Linked DNA regions of Homo sapiens: region 1 is linked to region 2. A link is a loop called in an ENCODE intact Hi-C map of the cell type or tissue named here. Cell type or tissue: IMR-90. All regions are shown on one strand. Each heading gives the region's core, and the rest is flanking DNA. Links, peaks and the distances in the headings are about the cores only. Region 1 overlaps IGDCC4 (immunoglobulin superfamily DCC subclass member 4). Region 2 overlaps HACD3 (3-hydroxyacyl-CoA dehydratase 3).

Region 1 (8,315 bases), core at 316-8,315, 170 kb after region 2:
AATAAGCTCCCATTCCTTGAGTGATGTCTATTAGGCTCTGGGCTGTAGCCCTGACATACATTGTCTTGTTTAATTCCTTCACGCTTAGTGGTATCATCTTCATGTGGAAACTGAGTCCCAGAAAAGTTAAGTGGCTTGTCACAGAGCTGGTAGGTGGAGCAGCAAGACTGAAACCTTGATCTTCTTCCCCAAGGTCAAAAGCTGTTTCCACCACAGCACGTGGCCCGCAGTAGTGTGAATGCCAGATTGGTTTCCCCAACTAGAATGCAAACTTGGTGAGGGCAGGGGCTGCTTCTCCCTGCTGAGCCCGCGAGTACTGCTGAGACTAGTTGTGAAGCCAGAGGTGTCCAGCAGAAACCATCTGATGAATTAAGAAAGGCAGCAGCCCAGGTCAGGTCCTGTCTCTCCGTCCGCCCTTCACACTGCAATCCCAGGCCCTGGCCTCCTTATTTCACGCAGCCATCACTGCTCTTCTCCCCTCACTCTTGTTCCTCTTTGGAGCTGGTGGGAAGGGAGTCTGGAGACTCACAGGGCTTCTAAATGTTGACCTGTGTGTCCAAGTGTTGATGAGTGTGGCAGAGACTGAGGCGCATGTGTTTAGGAGTGCAGAGCTATGTTTACCAATTTGTGTGTGGTCTCAATGGTGTTTTATGTTTGTTCAGGAATAGGTGTGTCCATGTCGTGAATAATCATAGAATCATAGCATCTCAGAGGTCACCTGCTACATTCCAGTGAGCTGGGGCCCAGAAGGGGAAATGACTGGGCCAAAACCACATGGCTAGACTGTGATGGAGCTGGATCTAGAACCGAGGGTCTCCTGATTCCCTCGCCATTGTTTTGTGCACGTCCCCACGTGGCTCTGTCAGCCCAGACCTGCCTTGTGATGAGTATGGGCCATTGTCCTGACCTCTGGCCCTGGTTCCTCTCAGACATGCCATTCTGCCTTAAAGTAAGGAGTCAGACCAGAGCCTAAGAAGGGACCTTGGGCCATTGAGCTTTTATAAGACAAGGAGGCAGCAGGTCAACCTTCTGGAAGACACAACAGGGAGAACCAACCATTTGTCTATGAATAATGGTGGCTGGGCCCTGCAGAACATTGGTTCCAATAATAAACATTGGCTTTTGTGTGTTTTTGCCTTGACCCTGGGATGGCATTCCCTTCCTCTACTGTTTCCCTACTCTTCCCTTTGTGGCAAGGGCAGTGTTGGGGTCTGTAGGTTCCTCTGGGGCCTTGGGAGAAAAAAGAACCCTGGATTGAGTCAGGAGACCTGAGTCCTGGCTCTGGCCTCCTGCATGGCCTTGGGGAAATTAGCTGCAGGGAGTGTTGAGCTTCTCCAGTCACCAGTACAGACCAGGCTGTGGGCTGCCAGGGCCTGGAATGAGCCATGTGAGCCTCCTCTCATGCTGGGTCTGAATCCAGCTTGAGTCTAGTCCCTACCTGGGGCACTTAACAATTCCCAGCAGGATCTGCTCACTTAGTTCATTGTTGGGGAAGGGGGAATGTCTGACTTTCCTTCATCCAGGTGGCTCCCCCAAACAGCTGGGACTTATTTTTGTTTTGTTCATTCAAAATATATAGTATTCACACACACACACACACACACACACACACACACACATTTTCTCACACTTATAATACATTTTAAATGTTTCTTGGATATGGTATTTTTCTAGCCTGTGTGTGTGTGTGTGTGTGTGTACAGAGAGAGAGAGAGAGAGAGATCTATATATGTATATGTATGTATTTTAGACAGGATCTCACTCTGTTACCCAGGCTAGAGTGCAGTGGTGCAATCACAGCTCACTTCAGCCTCGACCTTCTGGGCTCAAGGGATCCTCCCACCACAGCTGGCTAATTAAAAAAATTTTTTTTTATAATGATGAGGTCTCCCTGTGTTACCCAGGCTGGTTTCAAACTCCTGGGCTTAAGCAATCCTGCTGTCTTGGCCCTCAACCTCACAAAGTGTTGGGATTACAGGAGTGAGCTGCCATGCCTGGCCTCCAGTGGCATATTTTTGATTGGGTAATAATGATCAATATGATCTGTTAGGTTCCAGGGTAGGGAATGACATTACTGAGCTCCCATTCTGTGTCAGGCACTGTGCTTTTTTTTTTTTTTTTTTTTTTTTTTTGAGATGGAATCTCATTCTGTCACCCAGGCTGGAGTGCAATGGGGCGATCTCGGCTCACTGCAATCTCCACCTCCTGTGTTCAAGAGATTCTCCTGCCTCAGCCTCCTGAGTAGCTGAGATTACAGGTGCGTGCCACCACGCCTGGCTAATTTTTGTATTTTTAGTAGAGACGGGGTTTCACCATGTTGGTCAGGCTGGTCTTGAACTCCTGACATCATGATCCACCTGCCTCGGCCTCCCAAAGTGCTGGGATTACAGGTGTGAGCCACTGCACCCAGCCACTATATTCTTTTCTCACAGAGTCTCGTTCTGCCAGCCAGGCTGGAGTGCAGTGTCGTGATCGTGGCTCACTGTAGCCTGGAACTTCTAGGCTCAGGCGATCCTCCTTGCTTCAGCCTCCTGAGTAGCTGGGACCACAGGCCTGTGCCACCATGTACAGCTAACTTTTTAAATTATCTGTAGAGACGGAGTCTCTCTGTGTTACCCAGGCTGGTATGCTTTTTTAATTGAGAGACAATTCACGTACTACAAAATTCACCCTTTACAGTGTTCAACTCAGTGGTTTTTAGTATATTCATATTCACAACGTTGTGCAACCACAGCCACTATCTAATTCTAGAACATTTTCATCACCCCCAAAAGAAACCCTGTACTCATTAGCAGTCACTCTCTGTCCTTCCTCCTCCCAGTCACTGACAATCATTAATCCACTTTCTGTCTTTATGGATTTGCCTCCTCTGGGCATTTCGTAGAAATGAGATCATGCAAAATGTGGCATCTTATGATTGGCTTCCTTCACTTAGCGTCAAGTTTTCTTGCTACCTTGTAGCATGCATCAGTCCTTCATTCTTTTTGATGGCTGAGTAATCTATCCATTCATCAGGTGATGGGCTTTTGGGTTGTTTCCACTCATTGGCTATTATGAATAATGCTGCTATGAGGAAATTGAGCAGCAGGGGAAGACAGGCACAGAGGAATGCAGCAGTTTGTCCAAGGTCACAGTTAGTAAGGGGAGAGCCAGGATCCAGATGCAGGTGTTTCTCCTTGATTTGCCCCAGCCCCTGCATGGGTGACTCAGGAGCAGAGGCTGTGGGAGGTGGGGGGACATACACTGATGGCCCCGTGCTCCTCCTCTATGCAGGGGAGCTGCTGTTGCCCCAGGAGACGACTGTGGAGCTGAGCTGTGGAGTGGGGCCACTGCAAGTGATCCTGGGCCCAGAGCAGGCTGCAGTGCTAAACTGTAGCCTGGGGGCTGCTGCCGCTGGACCCCCCACCAGGGTGACCTGGAGCAAGGATGGGGACACCCTGCTGGAGCACGACCACTTACACCTGCTGCCCAATGGTTCCCTGTGGCTGTCCCAGCCACTAGCACCCAATGGCAGTGACGAGTCAGTCCCTGAGGCTGTGGGGGTCATTGAAGGCAACTATTCGTGCCTAGCCCACGGCCCCCTCGGAGTGCTGGCCAGCCAGACTGCTGTCGTCAAGCTTGCCAGTAAGTGCTTGCATCGGGCGGGGGTCTGAGGCTGAAACCCAGACTTGGGGTGTGCGAAGTGGGATCTGCAGTTAGTTACTTGCACAAATGCCTCTCTCTTGATCCCACTCCCCCTTTCCCTGCCTCCCATCCTGCTCAATAGGTCTCTTCCTGGTATTGTCTATCCTCATTCTTGGGTATTCCATAATCTTCCCGCTTCTTCTCCACTCCCCTGTTCCTTCTGCTTTTCTTTCCCTTTGAGTCCTAGAGTCTGGGCTTGTGCTGTCCTCCAGGGAGCCTGCCAGAGTGCCCCCTTTGTGTCAGAGGCACAAAGCTGCCTCCTAAGGGAGCTCCTGCCTGCACGGCAGGTGGAACATGTGGAGCCAAACCCCACGCTCCAGCCTTACCCCTTAGGGGGCTCTCAGGAGGCACAGATCACCATGAAGTAACTTTCAGGCCAGAAGAAGTGTGCATCTTACTGTATAGTTTGACCATCATGATGATGTTGGGCAGGGGGGCTTTGGAATTCATTCTGCTGGCAGTATCTGACCGCTAATCACCACTTCTTGTTGTGTCTCCCTCGGTCTGAATTGGCTCTGCTGTGTGTTTCTGTGACTGTGTGTTTCTGTGTCTCCATGCGGATGTGTTTCACTGTTTGTGCTTGCTGTGGCTTCTCTCTCCTATTCTTTTCCCGTCCCTGCCTGTGTCTCACTGTCCCCAGCACTCGCAGACTTCTCTCTGCACCCGGAGTCTCAGACGGTGGAGGAGAACGGGACAGCTCGCTTTGAGTGCCACATTGAAGGGCTGCCAGCTCCCATCATTACTTGGGAGAAGGACCAGGTGACATTGCCTGAGGAGCCTCGGTGAGTGCCCTGTAGGGGAGCGGGTCCTGGTAGGCAGGGCAGAGAGGGCTCTGGGGTGTGCTCAGAACTGAGATTCTTAGAGTCGAGGTAGCTGCATTTACCTAAGCTGACTTGAGTGTTAACCACCGCCTGACTCCTGGCTCATGTCTAGTCCCAAAGAGAAGTTGGACAAGAAGTTTTTGCTCCCTGGGAGGAAGCCACCCATTGAGCTGTGGAGCCTGGGTAGGTGTAGTAGTAGAGTCCTTCCCAGCACATCTAGTCCAACCACTTGCTTTATTGTGGAGACTGAAGGCCAGAGAGGAGCTGTGGCTTATCCCAAGCCGTACCATGAGCCATTGGCAGAATGTTGGTTGTCTGTTGAGGGCTCCCCGAGGCTGCTGGGAAGGTTTTCTCTTTTCAGGGTTCCTCCGGAGTTTCCACTCTAGATGCATAACTTCTCTTCCTCTCTCAATTCCATCCAGTGGGGCGTAGCCCTCTGAGAAGTGAATTGTAGAGGTCTTTCCTCTTTCACTCTCCTCTTTCCCTGTAAAGGCAATGGATGGGTAGAGCAATCCCAGGGAAGAGTTTCCAAGGCGGAAGGGAAGCAGAGGCTAGACCTTGGACTTGGTCCCTCTTGTGGCTTCCTGGGTAGGTCCAGATGTGTATGCAGCGTACCAGAAACCACAAGGCTCATTTGCATCTGTGGTCTCTGAGTTGGTCTCATGACTCAGTCATCACCCCCTGGATTCTTACGTATCTTTGGAAATGTGGCTCCAAGGCCTTTCCCAGCCACCCTGCAGTCCTCTCCCTATATCTCGGTAGCTGTAGTTACCAGCTAGATCCTTCTCCCGTCCTGGTGGAGGTGGGGCTCCTTGGGCTCTGAAACACTGCCCTTTCTCCCCTGGATCCAACCTTCTGTTGCCTGTGTTGCATTGTCCCAGCTCCTCTGACTTTTGCCCATGTGTAGGTAAGGATGGGGGTTGTAGGAGAAACTTCGGGGTAGAAAAGCCACAGGACAGTTGTGAGGGAGGAAGAGGGTGAGAGGTCCATACATAAGAGATCCTGGCTGGGTGTGGTGACTCATGCCTGTAATCCCAACCTTTTGGGAGGACGAAGCAGGAGGATCACTTGAGCCCAGGAGTTCAAGACCAGCCTATGCAAAATATCAAAACCCAGTTTCTATAAAACAATACAAAAATTAGCCCAGTGTGGCAGTGTGGTGCCTGTGGTCCCCGCTACTTGGAAGGCTGAGCGAGATCACTTGGAGGTTCAGGCTACAGTGAGCTGGAATAATGCCACTGCATTCCAGCCAGCCTGGGTGACACACCGAGACCCTGTCTCAAAAAAAAAAAAAAAAAAAGAGAGAGACATCCTGTTGACTTTGGTGATGGGTTAGCCCCACTGGTCCTCAGAGAGTCACTTCTCACCCAGTCTATTCTCCTTCCCACCTATAAAATGAAAGGGGGAAACAAATGAAAATTGATTTAGATTGTGGTTTCCCAAAGCGTGGCCTTTATAGAATGTTAGTCCCTTTAAATGCTTCTTGAATGAAGTATTCTATGATCAAATAAGAACAGGAAACTGCCTGTAAATCTCCCTCCTGGAGTTGGCAAGGCCCTGAGAAGTGCTGTATCGAGAATCCTGTTGACCTTGTTTAACGAAGCACTTCCTAGGCTCGTTTGCCCAGGAGCCCCTTAACATCCCATGAATGAGCATTCTAGAGGGTGAACCCTGGGAAATGCTGACCCAGCCTTTCTAACACTGACATTTGAAGTTCTGTGCCTTTCTAAATGTGGAGCCTGTCACCACTGTGTGATGATGGGTGCCTCCTGGGAGTTCCATGAACCCAGAACAGATGAGCTAGGCAGGAGAGAACCACGCGAGAGCCTACTCCTGATGCCCCCCAGAGAGGGTAGCAGAAGGCAGCAAAATCTCCCCATGTTGAAAGTCACAACATGAACCACTTAATGGGAGTGTACCTTGGGCCAGGCACGTGCTGAGCCTTTTACATGTTTTCTCACTTAACCCTTCCAATCATCCTTTAATGTAGGTATTTCTTATTTTCACATTTTCCTCTATTTACTTTTAATTGATATTCCAGCAGATGCATTTTTAAAATTCATATCAATATGGCTGGGCGCGGTGACTCACGCCTGTACTCCCAACACTTTGGGAGCCAAGGCGGGCGGATCGCTTGAGCTCAGGAGTTAGAGACCAACCTGGGCAATATGGTGAAATGTCATCTCTCAAAAAATACAAAACTTAGGCCGGGCGCGGTGGCTCACGCCTGTAATCCCAGCACTTTGGGAGGCTGAGGCGGGCGGATCACAAGGTCAGGAGTTCGAGACCAGCCTGACCAACATGGTGAAACCCTATCTCTACTAAAAAAAAAAAAAATACAAAAATTATCCAGGCGTGGTGACGCATGCCTGTAATCCCAGCTACTCAGGAGGCTGAGGCAGGAGAATCACTTGAACCCGGGAGGTGGAGCTTGCAGTGAGCCAAAATTGAGCCACTTCACCTGTCACCCAGGCTGGAATGAAAATACAAAACTTAGGCCAGGTGCAGTGGCTCACGCCTGTAATCCCAGCACTTTGGGGGGCTGAGGTAGGTGGATCATCTGAGGTCAGGAGTTCAAGACCAGCCTGGCCAACATGGTGAAACCCCGTCTGTACCAAAATTACAAAAATTAGCTGGACATGGTGGCAGGCGCCTATAAACCCAGCTACTCAGGAGGCTGAGGCAGGAGAATCGCTTGAACCCAGAAGGTAGAGGTTGCAGTAAGCCAAGATCACACCATTGCACTCCAGCCTGGGTGACAGAGGAAGACTCCGTCTCAGAATAATAATAATAATAATAAATTATATTGTACATACTAGGTTTTTTGTTGAATCATCTTTTTTTTTTTTCAAAAACAAAAATGGGATTATGTTGCAATTTTAATTTTTTTTTCACTTACCACTTGATAAACATCCTTCCAGGTCTGTACATATGGATATGGTAGGTATTTTTATCTGGATTGTTAAATGAGGGATTGGAGGATCAGAGGCAGAAATAACTTGCCCCAGGTCACACAGCTTAGTACTCAGAGTGTCAGACTCCAGCGACCTGCGTGGAGGATACACAGGCCTCTGGTAGGTGTCATTTGGTGGCTGGGTGCGGAACCTGTGAGGTCTGAAGAAGTTTGTATCACATTACAACTTTAATTTTTTAAAAAATTAATGGTGGATTTAGAAATCTGTAGTCCAACTGTGGCTGGGAGCAGAGAAGTTACTTCCCCAAAGCTTCTCAGCACACCAGTGGGTTTCAGACCTCCCCACCACCCCCAACGTCTAGCTCAGGCGTCATCCCGTGAAGCCACAAACCTAACCCAGGAGGCCAGAGCTGCCAGTTTTTGGACTCTGGGAGTGTTTGCCCCCAAGTCCTCTGAAAAGTGATCCTCATCTATAAATAAGCTAGGCTCGCATGTCCCGGCACATTGTGTGGGGGGAATAAAGAAATGTCTAAAACAGCAACTTGATTATGCCCAAGGTATGTATTTTTACACATGCCCAGATATAGTGCATGCACAAATATGCTATTCATAAACTCAGCCCAGTGGTTTGAAGGAGACCGTATGCCTTGGTGTAACGTGGCACATGTGCAGTTAATAAACACACTGCGTCAGGGTGTATGTGCTTCGTTTGGAACTGATGGTAAAGACTAGACCCCAAGGCAAATCCCCGGTACTCATACTATTTTCTAATAATAGGGGATAATCTAGGGGATAATTTTTCTTTCATGGGAACTAGTAATCAATGAGAGCAATGTTTCCCAAATCCCAGGTATTCAAAAACCACCTTCATAATTGTGACCATACTTATACCATTT
Region 2 (8,330 bases), core at 1-8,000:
AGATGTCATTTCAAGAATGTCTTTTCTTTTAAGATGCTAAAGAAAACCCTTATGGCGAGGATGACAATAAGAGTCCATTCCCCCTGCAGCCCAAAAACAAACGCAGTTATGCCCAGAATGTGACTGTCTGGATCAAACCCAGCGGCCTGCAGGTAACATTACCATTTATGTTGCTTTCCACTGGGGACAGGAGACATTTGGGTAGGCAGGCAGGCATTTTATTTGATTTTCTTTTCCTTTGATACTTAGTAATTCATTTACTTCTAATGTTTGTCATTATTTCCAAAAGGGATTTGAGATGCCCTACAGTAAAACATGTATATAGCAAAATCATTTTTTACAAAATTTAGAGCAATAAGAATCCTAGAGGAAGGAGGAAGAAGGAAGACAATTGTGCCAGGAACCCAAGGCAAAATAATAACTTTATGTGAGTGTTTTGGCTCTGAGCTTCCTGTTACCAAGGTCAGTTGTTCTTGTCTAAAGAAAGGAAATTTGTCAGTTTGTCTAGAGAGACATATTTTCCTGGCATTGAATTTTAGTGTGAAATTTTTTATATGGTGAGGCATTGACTAACATAATGGGTATTGGCTTTAACAACAGTTTTGGAAAAGATGTAAAAGTCTTCATAACTATATTTCTTCCATCCCTTCAGTAGAACTCAAGCCATAGCATTACATTTCACAAAAACACTTCCATAGGAAGTTATGATAATATGATTATCAAGGAATGATGCTTTCAGGCATGGTATTCAGGAACATATGATAATATGATTATCAAGGAATGATGCTTTCAGGCATGGTATTCAGGAACATTTCTCCTTTCATCAGCAAAAAGTCATTTATACCTGTTTTTAAAAATCACTTATTGAAACTTTTTTCTCCTTTGAGCACCTTTATTTACATTTGTTCTTCCAGTAAGTTCAACCTAAACCAAATGAGAAGAGACAGGCCACTTGGACAACAAAAGTAGTTTCTGTTGACTGCACAGTCTCTGAGCCCCGTTTCCATGGAGACTGAACCACATCCTGCCAAGGCTAAAGTGTCAGGGGCCTCTTTGTTGGAAAATCAGGGTCTTCTATTTTCCTGATATCCCTGACCCCAGTGCTTCCTTGTCAGAGGGATATTAGAACCACTTTCACCACCAGTTATAGCTGAGCTTTTCTTAAATTATTTTTTTTAATTTTTTTTGTTTGAATCTTCACTACTATCTTGGGTTTATTTTTCTTATTCTGGTAAAATATACATAAAATGTACCTTCAACCATTTTAAAGTACACAATTCAGTCCCATTTAGTACATTCACAATGTACCATCACCACTCTCTAGTTCCAGAACATTTTAATCACTCCAAAAGGAAACCCTGTGCCCATTAGGAAAGTCACTCCACATTCCTTCTTCCGGGCCCTGGCAACCATTGATTTTCTTTCTGTCTCTATGGACTTACCTATTCTAGATATTTCATGTAAACAGAATCATACAATTTGTGGCCTTTTGTGTTTGACTTCTTGTACTTAGCATGATGTTTTCAAGGTTTATTCATGTTGTAGTATGTATCAGTACTTCATTCCTTTTTATGGCTAATATTCCATATGTCTATATGTATATGTCACATTTTGATTATCCCTCAGTTGACGGACATTAGGGTTACCTTTTGGCTATTGTGGATAATGCTGTTACAAACATTCATGTATAAGTTTTGGTCTGAACATTTGTTTTCAATACTCTTGGGTATATATTTTAATGGGAATGGGATTGCTGGGTCAGACAGCAATTCTCTTTAACTTACTGAGGAATTGCCACACTCTCTCACAGCAGCCACACCATTTTACATTTCTGCTAGCAGTGTATAAGTGTTCTAGTTTCTCCACGTTCCTACCAATACTCATTGTTTTCCTTTTATTATTATTATCATATAGCTATCATAGTAGGTGTGAAGTGGTATGTCTTTGTTTTTGCATTTCCTTGATGACCAATAATGTGCATCTTTTCCTGTGCTTATTGGCCATTTGTGTATATTATTTGGAGAAGTATATACTCAAGTTCTTTGTCCATTTTTTAATTGGGTTTGTCTTTTTGTTGTTGGGTTTTTTATATATTCTGGATATTATGATCCTTAGCAGATACATGATTTGCAAATATCTTCTCCCATTTTGTGAGTTATCTTTTCACTCTCTTTATAGTGTCCTTTGATACACAAAGTTTTTGGTTTTGAAGAAGTCAAATTTTGTCTCTTGCTTTTGTTGTTTGTGCTTTGTGCTGTCTTAACTAAGAGATCATTGCCAAATCCAAAGTCATAAAGATTTACCCGCTGTGTTTTCTTTTTCTTCTTCTCTTTTTCTCTTGAGAAACACATCTCACTACGTTGCCCAGGCTGGTCTCAAACTTCTGGCCTCAAGCAATCCTCCTGAGTAGCTAGGATTACAGGGGCACACCACTGCACCTGGCCCGTTTTTTTCTAAGAGTTTTATAGTTTTAGCTTTTACATGTAGGTCTCTGATCCATTTTGAGTTAGTTTTTTGTATATGGTATGATGTAAGGGTCCAACTTTATTCTTTTGCTTGTGGATATCCAGTTGTCTCAGCACCAAATGTTGAAGAGACTATTTTTTCCCCATTGAATCGTCTTTGCAAAAAAGTCCCTGGCAATAGATGTATGGGTTTACTGGGTACATTTTTATGAGGCAAGTTCGTTTCTGTCAGGGGATTTATTTTACTGTCAAGCCTTTTGAAGGAGGGAGTGCTTTACTAATGTTGAACTGACATTAACTCAGAAGGGATCCTCATCTTGACATTGTAGCTGTGTTCTCATTTTCATCTCTTTAAACATTTAGATCCATTCTTTTATATTATTTCCCTTTTTTACCACAGAATTCTAATGTTGGATTTTTTTTTTTACCCTTAATAGACAGATGTACAGAAGATTTTAAGAAATGCAAGGAAACTACCTGAAAAAACACAGACATTCTATAAGGTGAGACAGACAGAAGAGGATGTGCCCAAAATATATGGTTCACGACAGTAAAACTGTGAGATGGCAGTGTGAATATGGGCAGGGGTTAGAGATGTATGACTTGTGCCTCAGTTTTTTCAAATAAACTCAGTAAAAGTGATAGGTCTGTTCCTTCCCTAAAATCCAAGAATTGGAAGAATTTAAATGGCCTAATTCTGTACAGGCAGAAGGTTTTTCTGTGTTGGGGCTGCTGTGAATGAATGACTGATGGAAGCAGCTTAGAGGACCTGTGGGTCATAGCCCTGAACTCTCCTCATCACTCCTATATGGGTATCCAGGCCAACCCCAGGCAACCAATGTATGTGGCTTCCTGGATGGGGAATTGCCCAGAACATTCTTTTTTTTTTTTTTTTTTTTTTTTTTTTTTGAGATGGAGTCACACTCTGTTGCCCAGGCTGGAGTGTCGTGGTGCAATCTTGGGTCACTGCAACCTCTGCCTCACAGGTTCAAGTGATTCTCCTGCCTCAGCCTCCTGAGTAGCTAGTACTACAGGCACGTGCCACCACGCCCAGCTAATTTTTGTTTTTTTGTTTTTGAGACAGAGTCTCACTCTGTCGGCCAGGCTGGAGTGCAGTAGCACGATCTCAGCTCACTGCAACCTCCGCCTCGCGGGCTCAAACAATTCTCCTGCCTCAGCCTCCCAAGTAGCTGGGATTACAGGTGTGTGCCACCATGCCCGGCTAATTTTTGTATTTTTAGTAGAGACGGGGTTTCACCATGTTGGCCAGGCTGGTCTTGAACTCCTGACCACAGGTAATCCGCTCGCCTCGGCCTCCCAAAGTGCTGGGATTACAGGCGTGAGCCACCGTTCCCGGCCTAATTTTTGTATTTTCAGTAGAGATGGGGTTTCGCTGTGTTGGCCAGGCTGGTCCCGAACTCCTGACCTCAGGTGATCCACCCAAAGTGCTGGGATTACAAGCGTGAGCCACCCCACCTGGCCACCCCAGAACATTTTTATTGCACCAGAGACTCTGCTTCTAGGAATGATATCTAACATTACACATTTATGAATTGCAGAGGAGATAGCCCTGCAGAATCATATGCAGCTAATCCAGAACGATTGGTGAAGAGACTGTTAAGTTACAGGGGGTGGGGTAGAGTGGGGAACATTTAGGTTTGCTCCTTGATTCTCCCCTATTGTTCTGGTGTTTGGCTGGAATTAAATTAAGTGCAGCATAAAGTATGTCATTTGTGTCTTAGCTTTCTAATTCTAAAATGTGGCACACACAGCCAGCCTTAGGCTAGCATCTTAACCAGAGAAGATACATGCTACTTTGTCTGGGTGTTATCTCATTACCTTTATGTCACTGTTGTCTTCAAACTTAATTATGTAGTAAGCTGGTGAAATAAAACAGCTTTAATCAAGAGTTCAACTGGAGAGCTTCTTAGCCAGCCAGGCCCCTCCCTAAACTGAAGCCCATAATCCACACAGTCCATCCTCCCTGCAGAGCTTCCTACAGTCATCAGCTATTTACTCATGATGACACACTTGTTTGGCCTTCTTCTTAACTTTCCACTTTTTTAACAGATGATAGTAGAAAGATGGTCAGAGAGCCCATTTCTCTTTTCTGGTTTTATATAATGCTACATATTAGAGCTCAAAAGGGCCTAGGGAAAGTGCTTCAGCCTCTGCAGTGGGTAAGGAAGGGGTTATTCTCCTCATTTTATAAATGAGGCCTTTGAGACCCAGAGAGGCTATATAACTTGCCCAGACCACTCCACTAAGGGGTTGTTGGGGCACTTCATATTTCTCTGCTTCTATCAGTAACCAGCCTTTCTTTTTGTTGGTCTTTCCACTCTGACTCCTCCAGGGCCTCCTCTTGAGCCTGTTTATTGTCTTAGCCTGAGGCCCCACCACAGTGGCATCAGAGGGTTAAGAGCGTTTTCAGATTGAGGGCAAGTCTTTTCCATACCTAAATAACAGGGGAAAAGTACTCCTCCTTAAAGTTAGGAGTAACGAAATGATGGATGCAAAGTGCTGACTACCACATGTGGCATAAATGCTCATTAACTGTGATGATGACGTTGTTTCATTCAGCTGTCTTCCTTAGCCTGCTTCTGGTCACCTGCAGAGGAACCACTTCCCAGTAAAACCATCACATTCTTGTTACTGGCATCCCTAAATAAACATTTGTTCTCATATAAAATTGCTCCCTAAAGTTCAGTCAAGGAGAACTTATGCTAAGCTGAGCACTTAGAAAGTATGTGTTAGGAACACATTTCAGGAGCATTGGTGATTTTCTGTCTTGTTTCAGGAGCTGAACCGTTTGCGAAAGGCCGCTCTAGCCTTTGGTTTCCTGGACCTGCTGAAAGGGGTGGCTGACATGCTGGAAAGGGAATGCACACTGCTGCCTGAGACAGCCCACCCTGATGCTGCATTCCAGCTGACCCATGCTGCCCAGCAGCTCAAGCTGGCCAGTACCGGCACCTCTGAGTATGCCGCTTATGACCAGAACATCACACCTTTGCACACGGACTTCTCTGGGAGCAGCACTGAAAGAATTTGAAACTGACTTTTGGAGCTTTCCTTCTTTTTTCATTTCAACTGAAAATGCTTTAGGTAAAAACCTTTCCAGTATGTTCACCTCTAGAATAGCCACCCAAAGACCTTCCTGAGGCTGCCTCAGAAGCACCACTTGCTGTTTTGAATGACTCTACTAGTATGAGAAGGATGTGAAGGTGGTTGGCTGGTTGGGCTTTAACTTCCTGGGATTCATAATTTTTAAGCTTGGAAGATAGCTGCTGTTCCCATGATGGGCACATTTCCTGAGAAGCTTGAATGACTGATGAGCATAGAGCACCCCTGCCTTCCTCAGGAAACCTGACCGGCAGGGGCTCTCTGGCTTCCTGAAAGCTTCACCTCTTCCCTCGTTTATATCTCAACTGTAAGGGCATTTTCAAGCTTCTGTTCATGGAATGAGCAACTCAGACTGTCTGGAGCTTGCTGAGTACAAACACACCACCACTAAGTTTCAGAACTTTCCTTAGAACTTGGGCAAAATGTGGTGGTAACTCTTAAGTGCTTTTGGTATCTCTTGAGATTCTAACTTTTAAAGAGCAACCATTAATGTGTAAAATGATTCCTATTATTCAAGGTTTTTTTTTAATGAAAATAAAATATTTGATTTTCTAGAAAATGGTTTCACTATGAAACTAAAGGTCGTTTGCTTTTGGTCTGTCTTATCACTTTAATATAATTTCAACTTTCTAAGTGGCATAGATTCATAAATCATGAGGTTTCCTTATTTCTGACACTGATTAGGCCTCATTGCCTAAGCAAGGTTCTGGCTAGGTAATCCTGACAGATCACCGATCCGATTCCAAAGTTAATTATGGTTCCAATTTATCAGCTAGCTTTATGACTTTGGGCAACTTCTCAAGGCTTTGTCTGCATCATCAGTGTTTTTCATTTGCACCACCTTCCATGTAACTCTCAGGCTTCAACCAGAGCAACTGTTTTTGGTTTAACATGCTGAACTGCTACATAATATTTTGCCTGAACAAAGGTCTTTATCACTAACAGAGAACCATTAGACTAAATTATCTTTAAGCACAGTCATTAGAATTTTGATTGTAAATGTTTTAATAGAAATACACAATCTTTCACTTTCTCAGACAGCAATAAAGGGGTTTGTAACAATCACTAAGAATACAGAATTTTGCCACGAGGATGCAGCATAATCTACTGCAAAGCTGATCTGCCCAATTACACGTAGTCAGCTGCAAGAATATCAGAAATCAATACAAACAAGTATTGACAGGTGTTACAGACATGCAAAATATCCTTCAATGCAACGAATTTTTAAGAAATCAGCTAGCCTATATTAATCAGATGTTTTAGGTCAAACCAAGTTTCCATCTTGGGCTCAGTGAAATAGTATTAACTCATTGAGTCTCCTTTCCCCCAGGAATGTTGGGAATGGCAGAACAGAAAGAGCTATCACTCCTTAAATTCTTTTATGCAAGTGTTACTCCAACACTTATTTTACTTGGTTTACTTGGAATGTATGAGAGGAAACTGATGTTTTTTACAATGGCCAACTGTATGTCTAAATTTTCAGTTCTCCTTTTTGTGAGTTTCCTGCCAGAAATCCTTGTTAAAGGATCAGCGGGTGTTCACCCCGAAGTTCTTGCTGTTTTCAGTGTCCTACTGCAGACAGGTTTAAAAAGCCAACTGAACAGCAGCAGAATGAAGTATTTTTGAGGTCTATTCAAAAATGTACAGTCCCACCACTCACTAGAACAAGTACACAAGTAAATGGACTCAGCCAGTGCAGGAGATGGAAGGCTGCCATTTTTTATGTTTGTGCACAGCCTTACAGTTTGGAGGTGTGTTTGGCCTACTCTAATATTTCTAGTTTGTCAAAGGCTGTACACTGTTACTGCCAGTTTGACCTACATACTGTGTTCCCTTTGGATCCCTGCTACCATTTGGACCTCGTGTGTGTGTGTGTGTATGTGTGTTTGTGTGTGTGTGGTTTGGTTTGGTTTGAGACAGGGTCTTGCACTGTCACCCCAGCTGCAGTGCAGTGGCACAATCTCGGCTCACTGCAGCCTTGACCTCCTGAGCTCAGGATCCTCCCATCTCAGCTTCTTGAGTAGCTGGGACAACAGGTGTGTGCCATCACACCCAGCTAATTTTTTTATTTTTTGTAGAGATAGGGGTCTCACTACGTTGCCCAAGCTGGTCTTGAACTCCTGGCTTCAAGCGATGCTCCCACCTAGGTGTCCCAAAGTGCTGGGATTACAGGTGTGAGCCACATTCCTGGCTGAGTTTGGAACTTGTAATCTCATTGTTTTCTAAATAATGTTTCATTTTTCTTCAGTGTTGAAAATAGTTGATTTACTTAAGAATGGCATGATCATGATGTTCCAAGATTCTGATTAGTTTCTTTCAAAGCATTCTGCGCCTCTTCAATGCCCACACTGCTGAGCACTATAATAATAGATGTTGTTAGGCCAAAGGATGTCAGATGTAAAGTATGTTCTCTAGCCCCACTCTTAGAAATGTTTTATCAATGACTCAGTCCACTTGATTTTCAAAAAGTCAATGCCATCCCATTAAACAAGTAACCCCTTAGGTACAGAATAATTAATTCCTGCCTGAGTCACTTTAACAGCCTTCTATAGAGTGACATAGTCTTGCTTTTTTTCACAAGCAATAGCTGAAAAGAACAAATCTCAACTGTAAGAACTGTCAGTACATTGTAGGGATAAAGCACTTTTTGAAAAAAAAATCTCTGGCATGTATTAGACAGACTGAACATGAGATAGGGTTGGGGTGGGCTGAGCCTTTTGGTGTCATTAACTGAATACACAAGAA

Evidence for each region. A loop is a pair of places that touch in the nucleus more often than their neighbours do. Peaks named below come from ENCODE experiments on the same cell type or tissue, not always from the same donor. Only the 100,000 strongest peaks of a DNase experiment are listed, where the experiment ranks them.
Region 1: a loop joins it to region 2, with 4 times the contacts of the local background. A loop is called at or near these places in 6 of 110 quality-filtered maps.

What each region holds. Positions count from the first base shown.
Region 1 is chr15:65,406,329-65,414,643 of GRCh38, reverse strand. It overlaps IGDCC4 (immunoglobulin superfamily DCC subclass member 4), which reads left to right. Exons shown (of 20, transcript NM_020962.3): 2 at 3,274-3,624; 3 at 4,325-4,466. Among named protein-coding and RNA genes, the nearest start is that of IGDCC4, 12 kb to the left of the region's middle. RefSeq lists an enhancer at 3,388-4,045. In IMR-90, for the core only: a CTCF peak has its summit at 5,089; a DNase peak (open chromatin) is centred at 5,163; H3K27me3 peaks cover 229 bases.
Region 2 is chr15:65,576,592-65,584,921 of GRCh38, reverse strand. It overlaps HACD3 (3-hydroxyacyl-CoA dehydratase 3), which reads right to left. Exons shown (of 11, transcript NM_016395.4): 11 at 6,573-8,330. It overlaps INTS14 (integrator complex subunit 14), which reads left to right. Exons shown (of 12, transcript NM_001394796.1): 10 at 34-152; 11 at 2,903-2,968; 12 at 5,263-6,165. The coding sequence ends at 5,514. Among named protein-coding and RNA genes, the nearest start is that of INTS14, 30 kb to the left of the region's middle. RefSeq lists a silencer at 5,617-5,911 and an enhancer at 5,470-6,048. In IMR-90, for the core only: no CTCF peak of the experiment used is centred there; a DNase peak (open chromatin) is centred at 4,461.